Linked DNA regions of Homo sapiens: region 2 is linked to region 1. The links are chromatin contacts, found by Hi-C or POLR2A ChIA-PET in ENCODE. All regions are on one chromosome and are shown on one strand. Each heading gives the region's core, a stretch centred on a gene start or an enhancer-like site at or near the end of the contact. The rest is flanking DNA. Distances are from core to core; before and after follow the strand shown.

Region 1 (3,826 bases), core at 878-3,377:
ACAGAGTATGCAGGCAGTGGGGAGGCAGTGAAAGTTTGAAAGGGAGCCACAGCTAATCAGGAGCCCCTGAGGAAACCTGGAAAGGAGCAGGGTGAGGGAGGGCAGGTGGTTAGATGGTGTTTGTGGAAGTCTCATTTCCGATGGAGGCGGCAGGGATGGCAGGAAGGACATAAATGGGGGAGGACTAGGATGGGAGGACCAACCGAGTCACAGATGAGCCCAGGTCTGGGGCCTGAGGCCCTGGGAAACAGGAGGTTGGAGGAACTGCTGGATTAGGGGAAGGATGCTATGTACCGAATTGCAGATGTTAGGTTGAACAAAATCCCTCTTAACAAGCAGTTACAAAATAGTGGTCATGGAGCTTGGCCTGAAGAGCTACAGCCAGTGAGTTCCAAAACTTGGACTGAACACAGGGATTTCCAATTCTGAAGCCCAGTGGTCACAGTCCCTGTGCTCTCCTGCCTCCCCCTTCTCTGCACATTAATGTCTTGGTGAGATGTAGCTCATTAGGAGGGATAGAAAAGTTACAGATCTAAGTTGGGATCTTCCAAATCTAAGGTCAGTCCACCTGCAAAACTGCCTGTAACTTATAGGCAGTGACAAGAATGTGAGAGAACTAGTGCCAAACTCATAAGAAAACCGTGGGCAATGAAGGGGTTTAGTGGTTCCCAAATCCAAACGCATATCAGAATCTCCTTGGTGAACTTAAAAAAAAAATTCCTTAGCTCCTTCTCAGACCTAATAGATCAGACTGTCTTGTTTATAAAAATCCTCAGGTAATTCTGATGCATCTGGAACCATGGGCATAATAAAGACAATTTGAGTGAAGCTTTAAAAATAACAGGCAATAATAATAACAGGCATGGCACATTGGAAGCCTACGGGCTGCCAGGCACTGTTCTGATAGTTATAAATTATTTTGAGATAGAGTTTTATTCTTGTCATCCAGGCTGGAGTGTAGTGGCACAATTTCAACTCACTGCAACCTCCGCCTCTCGGGTTCAAGCAATTCTCCTGCCTCAGCCTCCTGAATAGGAGGGATTACAGGCACCCACCATCATGACCGGCTAATTTTTGTATTTTTAGGAGAGAGAGGGTTTCATCATGTTGGCCAGGCTGGTCTCGAACTCCTGACCTCAGGTGATCCTCCTGCCTCAGCCTCCCAAAGGGCTGGGATTACAGGTGTGAGCCACCATGCCCAGCCAAATTATTTTATTTTACCTATATGAAGAAGACCACAGATGAAGAAACTGAGGCTTAAAGAGGCTAAGTACCTTGTCCATGGCCACATAGTTTCTGTGATTCCAACTCTGACCTGCCTGACTCCAACAGCATAGTGGTGTGGACTGGATACTTCCAAAAGTGATGTGTTCAAGGGCTGCTGGGTGCAAGAGAGTGCAGCCTGAGCAGAGGGCCTCTGGGAGAGCAGCTTCACAGGGGCCTCACAGTTTGTGGGGAAGTAGTGGGGAACTGCCTGATCCGAGAGCCTAAATAGGGGAGTGAAGAAGGGAGACAAAATGGCCAAGGGGGGTGGGGTAGAGCAGGCTCTGTAAGCCAGGTATCTTGGACTCGCTTCCCTGTGCCTGCTTCTGCCTGTTCCTCACACTACAGCCAAGAAGTTGTATTCTTTTACTTTAGCAGGGTTTCCTGAAAAGAACATGGACTTGGGAATTAGTCCTCAGGATTCTAGTCCTGACTGTATTGCTGAAGACCCTGCCTCCCTCAGACATTAGTCTCTATGTCTGCAAAATGAGGAATGGCCCTGGACATCATCCTCAGGCCCCTCCAGTACTGCATACACTGATTCTCTGGCCATATGTTGGAGAACCTGCCACATGTGTGACAGCCTGCGCTGTGAAGGAGGGGACAGAGGAGGCCACAGGGGCAGAACTGCACTCCAGAGACCTTGGGTGGGCCCAGGTGCAGTGAGTGATACTGAAGGCCAGTGGTTTCCTTCAGGGCAACCCAGGTGCTCTGCAGTCACACGAATCTCTCCTGGGCACTGGTCCTCCATGGGAGCCCCAGGCCCTGGGGCAGGGCTATATGGACAGGAAACACAACGGTGAGGAAGGGCTTTCAGAATCCACATCCTTCAGTCCTCATGCATGAGTCAGCCACCACAGCTGGATGGCAGCACTTAGTCACTCTCCGCCTGAGCACTGCACGGCCCCTGTGCCCAGGGACACAGAGTCAGGATGTTGAGGGTTCCCACAGAAAACTGCTGTGAGTCCGATATGCATGTCAGTAATGACCACTGAGTCACCATCCAGCATTGTGTGGCCAGGCTGAGGATTTGGTTGCTTATTCTCTGGTCACAGAAACTCATCTCTGTAAAGTCCAAGGCCACATTACAGTCTCCAAGCAGCTCATTGACCCACAAGAGAGATGTGACCAAGGACATAAGCACAGTGACAGACTGACATTTAGTCACTTACTATTTGCTAGGTACTTTCCTGGGCTTTGTGTGTTTTGATTTATTAACTCTCATACAGCCACATGAGGGGTGCTATTATTAACCCTATTTTGTAGATCAGGAAACTGAGCACAACATGCTTACATAATTGGTCCAAGGTGCCACAGTCTGGGGAGGCAAAGTCAGAATCTGAACCCAGGTAATGCTGGTTCTAGAGCCCGTGCTGTTAAATGCCACATTCCACTGAGCACATTAAAATAGCTGGAAAGTAAGGGCATGGAGGAGAAATGTAATAAGAGAAATGAAAAGGTGCTAGACAGGACGCTTAGGGACATTGAGACTTGATTGGTATGAGAAGGGTGGTTGTGAGGGAGAGGAAGGTACTCTCATGGGTGTCTTGGCTGCAAATCCAGGTTGCTCTCAAACCCAAATGCATGCTGTTCTATAGGCCAGAGGGCAACAGAGGACCGTGCTAGAGGGGCCCGGAAGAGGAGAGGAGTCTGTCCATCAGATGCAATCATGAAGGACTTCACAGACAGAAGCATCTACCATGGGCCTCATGGGGTCATTTGGGGAGGTTACATGTCCACCATCTAGAGGGGAAACCTGGGCTCAACGCAGTTAAATGACAGGCCCACCATCAGTGGCAGAGCTGAGATGAGAGTAGGGCCACTGGCTCACAGCCCCATGCTGATTCTGCCATGACGGTGCCTTTGGAGTCCAGATAGGAGGAAAGAAAAGGAACCAGAATTTCCTTCCTGCACTTATTCTCCCTTAACCTTGATATGTTCCATTAATTGAGTCCCCAAATCCCTCCCAAAATACACCCCTCTCCTTCCATTCCTACAAACAGCCATTTTGGGCATGAGGAAGGGAAGGAGGAAGAAAAAAAGGAGAAGGAAGAGTAGAGGGAGGAGAGATTGGGAAACCTGAGAGGGGTGTTCAGGGATGCCTCCATCTGGTCAGTCAGAAGTGGGGGCCCTGATTTAAATCCCCCTCCCAAATGAACTGGGTTGTATGGAGCCAGAGCTTGGGTTCATGTCTCTACATGGGTACCACAGTCATCCCCACCAGGACTGTCTTCTCCTTAGACTGCTATGATGTTCCCAACCTCCCTCCTGACATCCTGGTTGTGAGTAGCATGTCAGCTAATGGTCAGCATGCCCGTGGGACAGCTTTTTAAACTCTAGACTTCCCAGTTTTCTTAGCTCATAATCAGATCATGAGACTGTCTTTCTTACTGTCGCTCAGCTTACCTGTGTCTCAGCAAAGTCGTGGACTTTGGTTTGAAATAAATTATCATGCTGCCAAAAGAAAATTATCCAAAAAACAAAGAATGACTGGTAGCATTTTAGTCCCATACCTGGGGTATTGTCTACTATGCATGAAGGCTCAAGTTAGAGACAGGATCAC
Region 2 (3,826 bases), core at 866-3,365, 87 kb after region 1:
AAGGGAAAAATGTAACAAATTTATTTAATCAACATTTTATGTGACAGGGGAACCTTCAGAAATGAAGATGCAAAGACCCAGGGAAAACTGTATTTTATGTTTGGTTAACACCATGTAGAAATGTGATTCGACAAAAAGTGCAAGCAAATGGCAATAAACTGAAGGGGAAATCCAGCAAGGCCTGTTTGTTCAGATTCTTCTCAGCCTCTCTGTGTAGCATTTCTTCCTCCCGGTGTAGGACAGAACACCTGTCACATGAGGGTTTTCAGGGAAGAAGACAGAAGGTCAGAGAGTAACATTTCCAGGTTTTATGGCTTTCTTTGGGGAAGAGGAATTCTTGTTTCTATGAGCTGATTTGAAGGAGAAATAGGTGAATAAGAAAGGAGGGCAGGAAAAGGTCAGAGAGAACTTCTTGCCTCTGAGGCCCTCCCATTTTCCTTCAGTTCAAAGTACTCAGCATGCCAAAGCTCTGTGCTTTGGGGAATCATGGTCTGACCCCAACAGGATTGTGTCACACATTGAGAATAATTCATCATAGTCGGTTAATAAACAGCTGTGACCTTGGGTAAGTTATTTGACCCATATTATTTCCCCCAATTTCTCATTTGTTTGTAAAAAAGAGACATCTTATAGGATAACCTGACTAAACCTAACATAATACATAGTGAGGCATTTTGATGTTAGTTTTCTCCCTTCTGGAAGTATCACAGAAAGAATTGAACATGATTAAAATTCACAGGAGAATCACTAAAGGGAATAAATAATCTTGTGAATACTTAAAACTTTGTGTAACCCAAATGTCCTCAGTTCCACCAACCCGAGGGAATGAATAAGTTATTAATACCCAAATTTTGCAAGCTCATAGCCCCACCTGCATGATCTCAACTCTTCCTCAAAGATCCTGTTAATTATGTGTTGGAGTCCTTATGTCTTACCAGTACTCAGTAATAGGTCCAAACTTGTCCCACTGCCTCAGCCTCCTTGTTAATGTTCACTGTCCCAAAGCACCTGAATTTCTCCACCACTGCCAATGCCTTCCCTGACAACTTTGCTTCTCTGTCTGCCTCTCCCTTCCCAAATCCTAAATCCCTGGTGTGTTGTTGTCTCACTGTATCAGAGTTATGCATTGTGGATTATACAGAAATGGAAAAAGAGCCCTTATACCAGTACTTTTTCACACCTTGTTCATCCTCTGGATGACATGAAAGCTAGTGAGACATAAAAACAGCTTCTGTCAAGACCAGAGAAAACAACAGATCCTGTGCTAACCCCTCTCCTGTACCACCATTACCCTGCCTCCACCATCCATCCGTCCAATCATCCACCAATCCATCCATCCATCCATCCATCTGTCCATCCATCCATCCATCCATCCATCCATCCATCCATCCATCCATCTGTCCATCCATCCAACCATCCATATATCTAACTATCTATCTATCTGTCTGTCTGTCTATCTATCTATCTATCTATCTATCCATCCTCTTATCCATTCCAAGGTACATCCTAGTCCCCTGCCATCCACACACAAAATTTCCTTCTCTCCCATTTCTCTGTGTTCCCTTAGCCCTTATAAATATTTTGCTACTCAAAATGCTCTTAATATTGAACATATGTATCAGGTATCTTACTATTAATATTAATATGTGCTTTACTTATATTATTTCTTGTAACTTTACAAAACTTTGAGATAAGTACTAGCCTAAATCTCTCTCATTTGACAGATGAGGAAATGGTCATATAGATATTAAGCAGTTAGCTCAAGGTCACACTGGTGATTAATAACAACTAGGATTTGAACCTGGATTTCATGCCATCCTCTCTAAATCTAGAGCCCTTAATTTAGGAAAGGAAAAAAAGTTATTACCATGTAGAATAACTACGTTTTTATATTTTACTCTCCTCCAAGCCATGAGCTCATTTAATTTAACTCAATCCTATTCATTTCTATAGATCCTTTTTAAACACCTCTCAGGGTCAGATTCTCTCCTGAAGACTCCCTATAAAGCAGAACCTCTTTCTTAGGCTTCCATGTAGCCCCAGCTCTCATCAGTGCTTGGAACCTGTATTCAACTGTCATTCATCAGTCAAAGACACTGATGACTAAGCACATACAATGCCAACCAAAATTCCTAGACGAAGAAGAATGTCAAATAGGAGTGAAGATAGCAAGTAAATTAGCAAATGACTATTTCCCACAAACATTCCTTCCCTGCCAGTCATGGGAGGTCTCTTCCTTCTTAGTAAGGATTAATCCTGTTTTCTTTGGTGGGAGAGAGAAACATGCTTCTTATATATCATTTTTTTCCCCTCTAAGTTCAACACAGTGTTGGATTCCAAATTGGCCATCTAAACACCTGCAAGCACCAACAGCACAGTCTGTCCTTAAGGTAAATCACTGCCTTTAAGCCAGAACTTGAGCTGATTAACACAACTGCATGTGGGGACATGCCTGACACCCCAAGACAAAGCAGCTTACTCTGCACAGAAGGAAGACCTTGGAGACTTCTCTGGTGGCTCTGAAGGCTTGGGCAGGTCCACAGCTCTCACAGGCCATGAAAGGAATGGTGTTTTTTCTGAGGACTAACAACCCTCCCAGAGAAAATACTTGCATCCCAAGGTCCCTGTGACACTCAAGAAACACATTCTTCTTGGCCACTTGCATGGATCCAAACTTTGATACCCAAAAGGGTTGGATAAATTTGATGCTAAAGAATACCTGAATGGGCTGCATCCTGTGAAACATGCTAACAAAACAAATCCCAGTGTCTTCACAGCACAGATACACAAGAAGATTCCAAATGTTTCCCTCCCTCCACTGATGAAGCTCTGGTCAGAAGTAGATTTACCAGGAAGCCAATAAAATGCGAGCTCCAGGGACACTCACTTATATGGGCCCCTTCTAAGTTCTGCCTCTGTTTTCAATTTGTAACTTTGTATTCATTTTCTTTACAAGTTTCCCTCCTCCCCCTCATCCCTGCCCCCAGTTGTAAAATCAACAGGCTCCACAGAACTTGGATCTGTCCCAGCTCTAGGCAGAATTTTTCCGCATAGAAATCAATATTGGACTTAGAGGATTGTGGCTCCATCTCTCCAGATGATCCCAGAGTTAATGATTTAAATCCATCTCTTGCCTCCTGTATCTTTATCCTCTTTGGTGTCTCTGACACTGATTTCAGGAACCATCTACCAGTGCTCCCAAGAGTGAAAATGCGTCCCAGGCAGTAGGGCTCTTTCCCACACTGAAAGGTCAGAATGAATTTCTTGTCATTTCCTCAGTAAAGGGACTTTCCTAAACCTCTCTTTGTCATCACCTGGTACCCTAAAGTTATCCCAGACATATTAGAAAAGAACCATGGTGGTAGAAAAGGATTCTGTACATACTTTTAACTCTGCCTGGACTTCTCTCCATTTATATAAAGTTCCTACTATTCATCCCTTAAGAACCAGCTTCTGTACCTTGGAGGGTGTAGGGACTGGAAAGTGGGATACCTTTCTTCACCCATGATAAGGACCACAGCCATTACTCCATAACAAAAGAGAGGTTAAAAAGAGAAAAGCATAACAAATGTATTTAATCACAGTTTTATGTGTCATGGGAGCCTTCAGAAATGAAGACTCAAAGACCCAGAGAAAACTGTGCATTTTTATGCTTAGGTTTGATGAAGAATGGACAACCATGTAGAAATGTGATTGGGCAAAAGGATATGATCTAACAGAAGTAGACTAAGAGGGAGGAGGGAAACTCAGCAAGAGCTGTCCAGATTTTTCTTGGCCTCTCTGGGTAGCATTCGTTTCTCTGTGGCATGGGGCAGGACCCCTCTGG

Evidence for each region. A loop is a pair of places that touch in the nucleus more often than their neighbours do. ChIA-PET counts read pairs that join two places held with the same protein, here RNA polymerase II (POLR2A). Pooled maps may share reads with other maps.
Region 2: a loop to region 1 is called in a map of mammary epithelial cell, with 5 times the contacts of the local background. The contact joins two enhancer-like sites. A Hi-C loop is called at or near these places in 3 of 168 maps with a recorded cell type or tissue (esophagus muscularis mucosa, heart left ventricle and mammary epithelial cell) and 1 of 50 pooled maps. POLR2A ChIA-PET finds 5 or more read pairs at or near these places in 3 of 52 experiments (AG04449, BJ and PC-3).

What each region holds. Positions count from the first base shown.
Region 1 is chr11:86,630,829-86,634,654 of GRCh38, forward strand. The region is part of intron 2 of ME3 (malic enzyme 3); the gene reads right to left. Among named protein-coding and RNA genes, the nearest start is that of ME3, 40 kb to the right of the region's middle. Within about 2 kb of position 2,128, at least 7 of the 41 ENCODE cell types and tissues checked have a DNase peak (open chromatin) inside an H3K27ac peak, as active enhancers do; they include PC-3, where a contact is called at or near this core.
Region 2 is chr11:86,717,821-86,721,646 of GRCh38, forward strand. No RefSeq gene overlaps it. Among named protein-coding and RNA genes, the nearest start is that of ME3, 47 kb to the left of the region's middle. Within about 2 kb of position 2,116, at least 3 of the 41 ENCODE cell types and tissues checked have a DNase peak (open chromatin) inside an H3K27ac peak, as active enhancers do; they include PC-3, where a contact is called at or near this core.